Linked DNA regions of Homo sapiens: region 2 is linked to region 1. A link is a loop called in an ENCODE intact Hi-C map of the cell type or tissue named here. Cell type or tissue: MCF 10A. All regions are shown on one strand. Links, peaks and the distances in the headings refer to the core of each region. The heading gives the core; the rest is flanking DNA.

Region 1 (7,207 bases), core at 1,843-4,342:
ACGCTTTCAACAAAAGCAAACAAGAATGCTACTCTCTGAAATGCAATTTAGAAAAAGAAAGGATGACCACAAAGCAGTTGTCTCAAGAACTGGAGAGTTTAAAAGTAAGGATCAAAGAGCTAGAAGCCATTGAAAGTCGGCTAGAAAAGACAGAATTCACTCTAAAAGAGGATTTAACTAAACTGAAAACATTAACTGTGATGTTTGTAGATGAACGGAAAACAATGAGTGAAAAATTAAAGAAAACTGAAGATAAATTACAAGCTGCTTCTTCTCAGCTTCAAGTGGAGCAAAATAAAGTAACAACAGTTACTGAGAAGTTAATTGAGGAAACTAAAAGGGCGCTCAAGTCCAAAACCGATGTAGAAGAAAAGATGTACAGCGTAACCAAGGAGAGAGATGATTTAAAAAACAAATTGAAAGCGGAAGAAGAGAAAGGAAATGATCTCCTGTCAAGAGTTAATATGTTGAAAAATAGGCTTCAATCATTGGAAGCAATTGAGAAAGATTTCCTAAAAAACAAATTAAATCAAGACTCTGGGAAATCCACAACAGCATTACACCAAGAAAACAATAAGATTAAGGAGCTCTCTCAAGAAGTGGAAAGACTGAAACTGAAGCTAAAGGACATGAAAGCCATTGAGGATGACCTCATGAAAACAGAAGATGAATATGAGACTCTAGAACGAAGGTATGCTAATGAACGAGACAAAGCTCAATTTTTATCTAAAGAGCTAGAACATGTTAAAATGGAACTTGCTAAGTACAAGTTAGCAGAAAAGACAGAGACCAGCCATGAACAATGGCTTTTCAAAAGGCTTCAAGAAGAAGAAGCTAAGTCAGGGCACCTCTCAAGAGAAGTGGATGCATTAAAAGAGAAAATTCATGAATACATGGCAACTGAAGACCTAATATGTCACCTCCAGGGAGATCACTCAGTCCTGCAAAAAAAACTAAATCAACAAGAAAACAGGAACAGAGATTTAGGAAGAGAGATTGAAAACCTCACTAAGGAGTTAGAGAGGTACCGGCATTTCAGTAAGAGCCTCAGGCCTAGTCTCAATGGAAGAAGAATTTCCGATCCTCAAGTATTTTCTAAAGAAGTTCAGACAGAAGCAGTAGACAATGAACCACCTGATTACAAGAGCCTCATTCCTCTGGAACGTGCAGTCATCAATGGTCAGTTATATGAGGAGAGTGAGAATCAAGACGAGGACCCTAATGATGAGGGATCTGTGCTGTCCTTCAAATGCAGCCAGTCTACTCCATGTCCTGTTAACAGAAAGCTATGGATTCCCTGGATGAAATCCAAGGAGGGCCATCTTCAGAATGGAAAAATGCAAACTAAACCCAATGCCAACTTTGTGCAACCTGGAGATCTAGTCCTAAGCCACACACCTGGGCAGCCACTTCATATAAAGGTTACTCCAGACCATGTACAAAACACAGCCACTCTTGAAATCACAAGTCCAACCACAGAGAGTCCTCACTCTTACACGAGTACTGCAGTGATACCGAACTGTGGCACGCCAAAGCAAAGGATAACCATCCTCCAAAACGCCTCCATAACACCAGTAAAGTCCAAAACCTCTACCGAAGACCTCATGAATTTAGAACAAGGCATGTCCCCAATTACCATGGCAACCTTTGCCAGAGCACAGACCCCAGAGTCTTGTGGTTCTCTAACTCCAGAAAGGACAATGTCCCCTATTCAGGTTTTGGCTGTGACTGGTTCAGCTAGCTCTCCTGAGCAGGGACGCTCCCCAGAACCAACAGAAATCAGTGCCAAGCATGCGATATTCAGAGTCTCCCCAGACCGGCAGTCATCATGGCAGTTTCAGCGTTCAAACAGCAATAGCTCAAGTGTGATAACTACTGAGGATAATAAAATCCACATTCACTTAGGAAGTCCTTACATGCAAGCTGTAGCCAGCCCTGTGAGACCTGCCAGCCCTTCAGCACCACTGCAGGATAACCGAACTCAAGGCTTAATTAACGGGGCACTAAACAAAACAACCAATAAAGTCACCAGCAGTATTACTATCACACCAACAGCCACACCTCTTCCTCGACAATCACAAATTACAGTAAGTAATATATATAACTGACCACGCTCACCCTCATCCAGTCCATACTGATATTTTTGCAAGGAACTCAATCCTTTTTTAATCATCCCTCCATATCCCCCAAGACTGACTGAACTCGTACTTTGGGAAGGTTTGTGCATGAACTATACAAGAGTATCTGAAACTAACTGTTGCCTGCATAGTCATATCGAGTGTGCACTTACTGTATATCTTTTCATTTACATACTTGTATGGAAAATATTTAGTCTGCACTTGTATAAATACATCTTTATGTATTTCATTTTCCATAACTCACTTTAATTTGACTGCAACTTGTCTTGGTGAAATACTTTAACATTATAAAACAGTAAATAATTTGTTATTTTTACCATTGCTTGCTGAATTTTCTTTTGGTCATTCTGTGTTATATTTCTGCATGTACAATAGAATTTTGTCTTTTGCTTATAGTCTCTATTAATTCTTCCTTAAAAACAAACAGGACCTATGTCCCATTTATGGTCAACTTCTAATCACATATTAGAGGAGAGAAAAGTGGTTCAAATAAATAAAAATTACATCTCTTTGATTTCAAAGTGAACTATAAGATCTTTCAGAAGCAAACATAACTTCATGCTTGGGATATATTTCAGTATCTCTAAGAGCCCAGCACAGTGCTTAGACTACATTAGGAACTTAAATGTTTATAATAATGAAATAAAATACTACCGAATAATTTTGGTTTTCATGAGCACATAGAAGCAGATGATAAAATTAAAAAGCTCTGACATGTGATAGGAAGCCAGAGAAAGTACATTTGGAAATATAGTTACATTGACAAATCAAGAGTTGACTGTATTTCTACCAGAGATCAAACCTCCCATAGAACATGTATGTCTACAACCAAATCTGGAACCAGCCACTGTGACATAAACTCTTGAACACTCTACTTCAAAGCAAAAAAAAAAAAAGAAAATGTCATTCTTGTTTCTTTTTCCTATGGGGTTCCCAAAACAGTTTGAATTACTTAATGTAGGTGCTACCTACCCTGTTCATAAGGGGCCTGCATTCAAAAGCTTACAGTTTTTTTTTTTGTTTTAACCTCTTACAGTTTTTTTTAAACAAGCAAATAAAAGCCAAAGATAGTTATGAACATAAGCTATAGAAAAGGCATATTTAAAAAATACAGTATGTTAGTTGAAAGAAGTAATATAGTGTGAATTTCTTCTGTGATTATTATGCCATTTACAATATAGATGAGAATAACTCAGCCGAATCCTCCTAGAAATTCTGATATCTGCCTCATGGGAGTCCCTGGGGATAATCCATACTTCTGAGCAGAGAACAACAGCTTTCAGGGAACATTTAAATTACAAGTATGGTCCCCAAGTCACATTCCAAAACGACGATTTCAGACAAAGTAGCTTATTGCCATTTCCCTTTTTCTAACCTCATAATTGTTAATTTAGTGTGGTTAATTTTATTGCCAGTTATTGATTTTAAATACAATTCATTTAGACATCCAGGCAAACTGTGAAGATCTTTAAGAATAAAAGGAAGCTTTCACAATTATCCTCCTTTCCCCTACAAAATCAATTTCATGATAGTAAAGCGAGGATTTGTTGACAGAAACACTTCCATGGTGACGAACTGCAACACCAACGCTATGGGCTTGCATCATCATTAAATAAATTTGGATGAAAGCTGAGGCTGCTGATGAATGAGAAAGCTTCTGTTTAAACACATTTATCTTAGGAATCAACAGTGACCCAACTGTATTACAAAATACATGATGGTCTAAATGTTTATTAAAACTGTTTTTAAGTCACCTTGGGCCAGAACTCTAGAAGGAATGGCAAACTTAATTTTAGCTCTTTCAAAACAGACAATGATAATGCTGCTGCTTCATGAGATCTTTTTCTAGTTACTGAGAGTGGGTACATGTAATATTTTGGAAGGCATCGATCAACTGATCATAAAATTATGAACAATGGAAATCAGAATTTAAGAACAAAGTCTTCCCAACTTTGTCACATAATGGCATAAACAAAACACATGCTTGTGTGGCACTGGGGGAAACAGATAAAGAGGCAGAGATAACCAGCCAAGGGATTCCCATCACCCCAGGTTCCTCTTGGCTGTCCCAAGTGCTGGTGGGGGACGGGGGGAGGGAAGAAATCCATTCTTGGCACACTTGTAACTAATAGAGTTTGGGAGCCAAATTTGGGCTATTCATCAGCCCACCCATTTTGAAAGGATTCAATTTCTTATGTGAGCTACAGAAATTCTCTATAATAAAGTTAACACCATAAGTCTTGTGTTCTATTATGATAATGCACAAATTCTCATTTAATCATTTGTTCCAGATTTTAACTATATAGAGGCTTCCTAAGTAGTTAATCTAACATAACTGGAAATTTACCAAACTTTCAAGGAATACCTCTTTTAGAAGTACCTCTACTGGGAGGATTCCTTCAGTATAATAATTTGTATCAGCATCAAAATAAATTTTAGGAGACAGATTAATAACGTGTAGATTATTACAAGTGTTACTAATTAAAGTTCATAAAGGCAGCATAATTTCTGCAAAACATCTTTTTTTCTATAGAATTACACCTAAAATGACACAATGTAGATTTCTGGCCTTTAATTTTGAAAAGATTTCTTATATTTTTTTGTGTGCGTGTGAGAGAGGAGAGAGAGAAAGAGATTGGAAGATTACAGAACTTCCTTTTTCATTGACAGATAATCATAGAACTCCCCCAAAAACCAGGAAGGAAAGAGGAAGTGACACTGGAAAATCTTCAGAAATCTTCATATGAAATATGTGGGGGTGGAGGGTTGTATTCTTTGGTCCATGAGGGCTCACAGAAGATAGACTGTTTTTTCGTCTCTCTGAAAAACTCATACCATTCTTTCATTGGTCTAAGTCCTCGCTTCAGAACGAAGTTTCATTTTACTCACATTCCCACTATCTCTTTAACTCTTTAAAAGGTAGAATCCTATCACAGATTCGAATGATTTTATCATGTTTTTTCTATTTAAAAGCAATGGCAAAACTTTCCCCAGGAGGATGCCACTGCTCTCTAGGGGCACTGACAAAAATAAAATTGTCATCCTTACTAGAAGGACATTGTGCATTACTACACTTGAATCTGTACACATAAGAAAGAATCTTGATACTTGTTCAATCAAGATCATGATAAAATTACATACACTCTTTGTAAGGTCTCCACAACTATATTTTACAATGCTAAGACATTAGGCTTGGGGTCTTCATGACACCAGTTTTATTAGTCCATTTTTATACTGCTATAAAGAATACCTGAGACTGGGTAATTTATCAAGAAGAAAGGTTTTATTGACTCACCATTCCTCATGGCTGGGGGAGGCCTCAGGAAACTTACAATCATGGCAGGAGGCAAAGAAAAGCTAAGGCACATCTCACCTGGCAGCAAGAGAGCGAGAGAGTGCACAGGGGAAACTGCCACTTTTAAACCATCAGGTCTCATGAGAACTCCCTCAGTATCACAAGAACAGCAGGGGAAACCACCCCACGATCCAAACGGGGATTTCAGTTAGGAGATTTGGGTGAGGACACAGAGCTAAACCACATACATAACCCATAAAGGATAAAATTAGGGGAGCTGTGAGATGGTCATAGAAGGGATATTTTATCAAAAATTTTAGAGATTTGTAGTCTAAGGATTCTATGGTCTTTACTGGTTGAAGTAAAACTCCCAATAAAAACGTTTTAGTAGCTTCTTTGATTCTGAATATTTACAAAGTGAGTCTCCTTTGAAATATGTTAGACAAAGGCAGGGAAAGACCTTTAAATTAACCAACACTCTAGCTTTTTCCTATACCCTGGTTTCTGTTATTAAGATTTTTTTCCTCCAAATAATCATTTTGCTTTGTAATCCCAAGAGAAAAGATAGGCAAAAATGCATGCCCCAAAACTCTTATAGATCAGCGTATCTCAGAGTAAAATCCAAGATACCTGTGTGAGAATCCCCTGATATTAAGTTCCACTCAGAGCTATCCAATGAGAACCTCTGGGGGCGTAGGGCCCAGAAAGCTGCATTTTAACAAACTCTTCTGCTGGTTAATTGTGCCCTAAAACGGTACTTCAAATTTTGATCTTTTTCTGGGCTAGCAATATGCTGTAAGATACTCTCTCCCAGTGCTGGGTAGTGGCAGTGAGCCACAGCTCCCAGTCAGCCACACAATCATGAGGGTAAACAACCGATACTGTACAGCAGCAGTTCCCAATTTGGCACAAGGGACTGTTTTCATGGAAGACAATTTTTCCATGGGCGGGGGGTTGGGGGGATGGTTTCAGGATGAAACTGTCCACTCAGATCATTAGGCATTAGCTAGAGTCTCATAAAGAGTGCTCAGCCTAGACCCCTCGCATGTGCAGTTCACAATAGGGTTCGTGCTCCTATGAGAATCTAATGCCACTGCTGATCTGACAGGAGGCAGAGCTCAGGCAGTAATGCTCGCTTGCCTGCCACTCACCTTCTGCTTGCCGCTCGGCTCCTAACAAGCCATGGACTGCTACCAGTCCGTGGCCCAGGGTTTAGAGGCCCCTGCTCTACAGTGTGCTGTGTTGCTAGACAATTTTGCCCAATTGTAGATTTATGTAAGTGTTCTCTGAGCATGTTTAAGGTGGGCTAGGCAAAGCCATGATATTCAGTAGGTTAGGTGTATTAAACATATTTTCAACTTTTAATATTTTCAACTCACAGTGGGTTTATGTGGTTCTAACCCCATCATAAGTCAAAAAGCATCTGTATTGACAAGCACTGGCAAATGTATTCTGACCATAGTCCCTCTCTTTAAATTACATCTGTAGTAGGAAATGTGGCTATTCTACCCTCTAGTGGCTGGCATGACAAACAGAAGGTTTATTCTCCAAGTTTTCTTTTTATTTAAAAGGAAAGCTCAATAAAAACTTCCATTTTATTGGGTGGGAAGATTCCCGGTTTTATAACTGTAGCAAAGCATAGATGCCTAAATCTTTGGCTGAGCTAAAGTAGGCTGTCTGACACCTACAAGGTCTGTTTCTCTCTCAATCCCAGGCCCTCAACTTAAATCTGTAGCATTTCTTGGGAAGGGTCCAGAACACACATTAAATAAGG
Region 2 (7,207 bases), core at 2,805-5,304, 73 kb before region 1:
AACAGTATATAAACAATTTGGTAACAGGCTATAAATGTTTTCTTTCGTAGTTGGACAAAGTTGTGGAAAAACATAAAGAATCTTACAGACGAATCCTGGGACAGCTTTTAGTGGCAGAAAAATCCCGTAGGCAAACCATATTGGAGTTGGAGGAAGAAAAGAGAAAACATAAAGAATACATGGAGAAGAGTGATGAATTCATATGCCTACTAGAACAGGAATGTGAAAGGTAAGGCTGCTTTGGGCAAACAATGTCCCATTCTGCAATCTATGAGCTGGCCACTGTACCAGGTCTCAGGGATACAAAGATAAATATGACACAGTCTCTGTTCTCAAAGATCTCATAGTCCAGGGTGAGGAAAAGGATATGTTTGAAGACATTATCAGTACAATGTATGGATAACCAGATGTGTGATAAGGACTGTGGAACCATAAATGTTAGGCCCCTAACTCTTGAAGGGAGTGCCCTGTGAAGGCTGCAAAGACCAGGCAACAGGGGTCTAGTCCCTAGGCAAACAAGAATGAAAACCATATTCATGGCAAGGGGTGAAATAAGTGTGTTAGTATAGAAGTGAGAAAAGAACCTGCATTTTGAGGGAACTCAAGCTTTTCACATGGCTACAGCATAGGGCATGATTGTAGGATGAGAAAAGGAAAGGCTTGCCTTGAGCAGCTGGACTTTATACTGTTGGCCTGAAGGAGCAAATGGAAAATTGTGAAAGGGAAAATAAGATGATCAGTTATGCTTTCCTAAAGAACGATTAAGGGAACATGGAGGAACAACTGGAGGAGCTTTAGACTGGGCGCAGGAAACTCACATAGGAGGCAAATATCCAGATGAGAAAGATGAGGGGATGTGTTCCAACAGCCATGAGGTTGGGAGGGGGGTGTGCGCATGAACTACTTATGATGTTTAGTCAATATGAATTAGTGACTGGTTAGACTGGAAAGAAGAGCAAGGAAAACAAGGAGTTACTGAGAAGCACTCCTGGCTATTCAGGAACATATGAAATATGGGAATGGGGCACAGTTTTCTGTGTTGTAGGATTTTGATCAGGCAGGATGGTTTCTACTTGGTGAGTAGGTAGGAGATGAGTCCTGGTTTAGACATGTTGAGTATGAGGTACCTTGGTATATTACAGTATCTGGTGTAAAGAATAATATGTATAAAGTCAACCCATGGTCAGAAATATAGGTCTGTAGAAGGATGGGCTGGTGATATGGACCTGCAGCAGGTGATAGCTGAAACTGTGGGTGTTGGTGTGGTGAGAAGAGAGAATGTTGAAAGGGAACCCTAGAATACATCAAGGCTTGGCAGTTTTCTGGAAGAAAAAGGGGGTTGAAAATGGAAGCTAAAAAAAAAAATGGTGGAAGCTTAGAAGAACCAGAAGACAAAGAAGGCAATGAAATGAAGTGAGCAAAGACTTTAAAAAGAGAGTGAACAGTCAAATAGCACCAAATAATGCAGAAAAGAATGAAATGTCCCAGGATTTGGCAATGAAGAAAATACTGAGGAACTTAATGAGCCATTTCAATAAAGTGGTAAGGGCAGAAGCCAAATTGCAATGCTTTAAAAAACAAAATAAGAAATAAGAATGTAGAAGCTTAAAATGTGAACTAGCATTTTGAGAAGCGTGGCTGCAAAAAAGGAGAGTTTGGTTGGTAAATATTTTCTAACCATATGTAGGGTAGATTATTTTGTTCTACTTTGACCCTCTATTCTGAACCACTGTAGACAGTATAAGCATCCATATGAAACTGAAAGGACAATTAACCCTCTCTATTGATACTGAAAAGATGGAAAGTAACCAATCTCAAATGGCTTATTCAACTACTTCCAATTCATACTTCAGCTAGGTAACTTAAGTTAGTTACCTCAATATCTAGGCTAATAGCAAACTTTCATTTATTTTCCATATACTTTATGGTAGGCATTTTTTCGGAGTGCCAGAGAATCCATGGCACTTATATTCACTCTATTTTTTCCAGGAGGTTTATTTTTCACTACACGGCAGAGAGGGGGCAGGGGAAAGGTCCTACTAACTTGCTCCTCATGAACTCTGAAATATCTACAGGGACAGATTAAAGGAGCACAAGAAATCTGGCACCAAAGAAACATTTGACTCAGACATTACAATATAAGATTTGTTATTCAATGAGACAATGTTATATTAAACATTATTTTGAACCCCTGTGGTTTGGCACTAGTGGCCTCATTTGGCCTCCATACTTATTTGGCACTAACTTGCTGAACACAGACACTTTCTTTCATCTTTCATTATTATGAACATTTACTGATCACGGTCAGAGTGTTGCCTGGCATAATACAAAGAGGTACAGACTGTCCCTGCCCAGGGGGCTTACCACATTAATGAAAAGGCAAGATGATACAGATTTATGGTGGGAATGTGAAGGGCTATTGGAGGAGAGTTCTGATATTCACTGTGTATCTCTACTATCTTCTGGAGGAAGGCTGGAGAGGGCTATCCTGAAGTTATACTGGAATGTTGGGAGGCAGATGGCAAAGATTATTTAAACCAAGAGAGCAAGAAGGAACAACACTGAGAAATGGGAACAAAAGATCAGTGGGGATAAAGGCCATGGGCTGGAGGAAAAGAAAAATTGTGGGAAAAATGTAAAGTGTATACTACTAAATCAATATATGAAGAATAGTATTTTGAAATATATAAAATGAATTTAAGAGAAAGAACTTAAGAGATTACTTTTAGCTTTATAGGATATAAAGTTTCCTTTATAGGATTCTTTACCTTGAAGAATAATTAAAGTGAACATGCCATTAACAAGAAGTAGGAAAAAGTGTCTATCACTCTGTTTAGCCATTCCAGAAGATATGAGAATATTCATCTATTTCTATATGCCAAGGAACACCTTCCAGATGGAATTCTTTGAATGTGACAATATTAAACCTATTCTCAACTCCCTTGATGCATATGTGACTTCCCTTGCTTTGCCTGAACATCACAATTCCAGTATCTTGGTAGTGTGGGCCCATTCACGTCCACCCTTCATGCTTTCCTGCCTTCTGCTGGGAGACTGCAGGCCTCATGAGGCATAACTGACTTCTATCTGCTTTAAGGCCATGTGCATCAAAGTAGTATTAAATGAATACCATCTAACGAAACAGGAAGTGGGGGAAACTAATGACTTCAGGTAAATAAACGCTCAGAGGAGGTGCTTACACACAAGAGTGTGAAATACCCGTAGTGTGCCTTGCTTTCAAGTGACATGGCAAAACACACCATGACTGAGTCCTTCCAACTTCACTGAGTGCTTTCTCTCAAGGACACAGCTGCCTCCCACAAAAGTGAGACTAACTTATCCTGAAGGGTCAAAGAACAATGTTTACTTCCTTCCTCAAACAAAGTGTTGTAAACCACTCCCAAACTAGCAACCCTCCCAGCAGTGAAACAAAGATATCATAACCCCAGTAAAAGGGAGGTTGGTTGAAAATAGATACAAAGGGGTATCTGGTTGAAACTCTGAAATAAACACGGTAAAGGTTTACTGCTCACATTCTAAGTGTTGGTTTGTATCTACCTGGAAATAAAACAAAAATTAAGAACTACGTGATTGAGGTAGTTAATGAGACCTCAGAGGATGTAATAATGGATTTCAAATTAAGGCTCAATTTCTGTGTTTTCTTTGGAGAATTTGTTTTATGTGGAAAACCCTAAAGGAGACTGATGTCACACATTGAGCTCAGGCCAAAATGTTTGCCAAGTGATGTCGCTGTCGTAATCAGTAAGCAATTGGCTTTCCCACTGAGGGTGGGTGGGGGCAGGGATCAGCTCAGGAAAGCCTGTTCCCAGGCATGTTAATGCAAAGTTTCCTTAGCTGTAATCTGTGCGGTTTGGTCTGTCCATATGGTAATATTCTATCCATGTTTCATGACAACGTTCACTGACCAGCTCCAACATGTGGATACGTGTGTCACCAATGACCTGAATTATGTACTTGGCTGAATTACAGGTGGAGTCTATGTAAAAGGTTTTTTACACAAAAGCAATGCCAATAATTTTTGGCCTTTCTGTGTGGCTTCACAGTACTTTTAGTCAATGTAATTTTGCAAAATTTTCCCATAAGTGAAATGCCAATTTTGTCTGTACTTTCAAAAAAGCTTGCATATTTTTTTTTCTTTTTCAGTTTCAATGGGGCAAAAGGCTCTGAAGAAAAAAAAGAGTTGCTTTTTTTTGAAACCATGCATTCTTTCTTAGAATTCTAAAACAAACTATGTATGCTATCCATATATGTTACTGCATTTCTGGTCTTGAAACAACAACTAAAGCAGGAAAGAAATATTGTTATGGCAGCTCTGTATAAAACTGTGGCTTCAACCATGGATTGTGTTAAAGCCTTAAATTACTTTTCATAAAATCTTGGCCTAGTAGGTTAGCACTGATAGTTCAGTTTTGTAAATCAGAAGTTCAAATGGTAGCTTCTCAAACACCACAAAGAAAGGAGTCAAGGTAGAATTAATCTCTTGTTCCTTTTCTGTCCAAGTTTGACTAGATAGAACAGTGGTGCAGAGGCCTTAGGGCCCTTTGGAGGAAAGTCACCAGGTGTCCAGCTTCAAGTGTTGTTGCCTTGACCACACCCTGGGAAGTTCTTTGCTGTTAAGTTTCAATGAAGAACAAAGCACTTCCACCTCTCCCTTTGGCTGAAACAACTTTATAAACAAGTATTTTCACCATCAATCCTTTTCTATTATGACAGGCCTATTTTTCCAGACTGCATCAGACAAGGTGACTAAAACACTGCTTGAGCCATATTTGACCCTACTGTTAACTGAGTAAATCAGACCACTTTTAAAGGCTTCTCTCAAAAACATCAAATTTTCTTTCTAGAGGATTTGGAAACCTCCTTGAAATACATACATGAATGAGTTAATTTATCTAATTTTTAGGTTAAACTCATTAGTTTGGAGCTAGTGCTACTTGCCATTCATTAACTGAAACAAAACAAAACAAAAACAATAATTGATTAAATATATATGTCTACTGCAAGCCAGGTCCCATACTAGATACTGGGCGAACAAGGTAGATGTGGTCCTCACCTATACAATCCTGAATATTTGTTCATTGTGTAAAACAAAGACACCACTGCAGGCTTTAAGACCTGATACTGATTCTTCTAAGGCATTATGAGTTCATGACGGGTAGAAAAAAAGGCACCACTATGGTAAACTAATGTAATAACATTAATGCTCATGAAGACAGAACATTCAGGAGAAATCAATAAACACATTAAACTAAAGTATTTTACTAGAGAATTCAATATCGTGCCATTAAGATTTTCAGTTTCTTTGGTCTTAAATCTCAGCTTTTAAGGGTATCCTACAAAGCAATACACAGTGGGTATAAAGCTTTAAAAAAATAAAGTCTACTTAAAAAAAATATTTTGAAAGCCAGCAGTTTTAAATTTCATACACACTAAACTATTGTTGTAGAATACATTGTACTCAAATGCAATCATTTCCTTTCAGTTTTTCTGGCAAGGAGCTATTTGTATTACATATTCTCAAGACTATGTCTTACAAGTATTGAAATGGATGCCAGATCTCCATTTGACCTTTGTCATGGGCATCTAGTTCTTTGACAGAACAAAATGGAGATCCACTGCAAACAAATATTTTGTTATTGTAATTCTATACAGAATTATGACATGATCAGCCTTGTGTTCATACATGCTGGACCTAACACAGGATCTGAAAAGGGATGCAGAGAGATTAATTACCTCATGTGGGTACTAAAAAACCATTTAGGACCGTCCATCATGACTTAACTTTCAACAGATGTCATAAAACCATACTCTTAAAACTGCACAATTCAGCGGTTTCCATACAATGCCTTTTAATTTCAGAGGTCAAAATTCAGATAGAGTGACAATGCTACCTGATTGCTTTTCCTTCCCAGAAATTTAGTTTTCTGAACTAAATTTTACAAATAATTTTGAATGTGTATTTGAACATACATGATAGTGAGTTTATTGCTTACAAAAGAATACTATGAATGCTAAAAAGAAAACATTAACAAGCCTAGTGAGGGATGAACCAGGAGCTTAGAGATAGTGGCAGTCTGGTCTGCAGACCTGATCTGCAGCTATGTATAACTTTTGGCAAATTCCATTCCTCAAATCTTTAGTTTTCTGGTATATAAAACAAGGGGCTGGGCGTGGTGGCTCACACCTGTAATCCTAGCACTTTGGGAAGCCAAGGCAGGGAGATAATGAGGTCAAGGGTTCGAGACCAGCCTGGCCAAAATGGTGAAACCCTGTCTCTACTAAAAATACAAAAATTAGCCGGGCGTGGTGCCGCGCGCCTGTAATCCCAGCTACTCAGGAGGCTGAGGCAGAAGGATCACTTGAACCCAAGAGGTGGAGGTTGCAGTGAGCCGAGATCACGCCACTGCACTCCAGCCTGGGCAACAGAGCAAGAATCTGTCTCAAAAAAAACAAAACAAAACAAAACAAAAAACAAACAAACAAGGGCAGGGCATATGATTATGATTTCTGTGTCTCTTTCACACCTAAAAATTTGTGATTATGTGATTGTCATGAACAAGTACCTTTTACCTCAAGCCTAGGATTCTAACTCCACTACCAAAAGAGGTCAGTGAGAATGACAGTGACTACCACCAACTTTAAATCCAAATCTGTACATCCATTCTTAAAGGACATCTAGATTTCGGTATACCCTACTGCTTCCACATATTTGAAACTTAACCTAATATCACCTTTGCACATCCAAGTCCACTCACAACTTTTTTATTCCTGTTAATACAACCACCATGAATCAATCTACCAGATAACTATAAAAAATTACAGAAATCTCAGAAGCCAAGAATTTAAGCTAGAAAAGACCTAGCAATCTAGACCAATGCTTTGATTTTTTGAATTGAGAAAAGTGAGGCCTCTCAAGCCCAAGATAAAAAAAAGTCACCAAATCTTCCAGCTAAATAGTTGCAGAGTCAGAGTAGAAGCCAGCTCTCCTGACAATATATTTGATGATATTCTAGAGAATATCCCTAGAATCATTCCTAGGTACTCAAACTATGTGCCTGGTGTTACGGGAGGTCCAAGATAAATTTTACACACAACTAAAATACAGGTGAAAAGACAAGGCACTCAAAATAATCTGTAGATAATTTAGGAAGAATGCAGGTGTTCATTCTGTGGCACAGACACCACT

What was found. A loop is a pair of places that touch in the nucleus more often than their neighbours do. Peaks named below come from ENCODE experiments on the same cell type or tissue, not always from the same donor. Only the 100,000 strongest peaks of a DNase experiment are listed, where the experiment ranks them.
Region 2: a loop joins it to region 1, with 2.9 times the contacts of the local background. A loop is called at or near these places in 9 of 110 quality-filtered maps.

Annotation. Positions count from the first base shown.
Region 1 is chr3:99,843,175-99,850,381 of GRCh38, reverse strand. The region is part of intron 1 of CMSS1 (cms1 ribosomal small subunit homolog); the gene reads right to left. It overlaps FILIP1L (filamin A interacting protein 1 like), which reads left to right. Exons shown (of 6, transcript NM_001387850.1): 5 at 1-2,087. All of the region lies in intron 1 of LOC105374010 (a long non-coding RNA gene), which reads right to left. Among named protein-coding and RNA genes, the nearest start is that of HP09053, 23 kb to the right of the region's middle. RefSeq lists an enhancer at 6,386-6,887. In MCF 10A, for the core only: no CTCF peak of the experiment used is centred there; no DNase peak of the experiment used is centred there.
Region 2 is chr3:99,917,252-99,924,458 of GRCh38, reverse strand. All of the region lies in intron 1 of CMSS1 (cms1 ribosomal small subunit homolog), which reads right to left. FILIP1L (filamin A interacting protein 1 like) reads left to right here. Exons shown (of 6, transcript NM_001387850.1): 4 at 51-229. All of the region lies in intron 1 of LOC105374010 (a long non-coding RNA gene), which reads right to left. Among named protein-coding and RNA genes, the nearest start is that of MIR3921, 44 kb to the left of the region's middle. In MCF 10A, for the core only: no CTCF peak of the experiment used is centred there; a DNase peak (open chromatin) is centred at 3,768.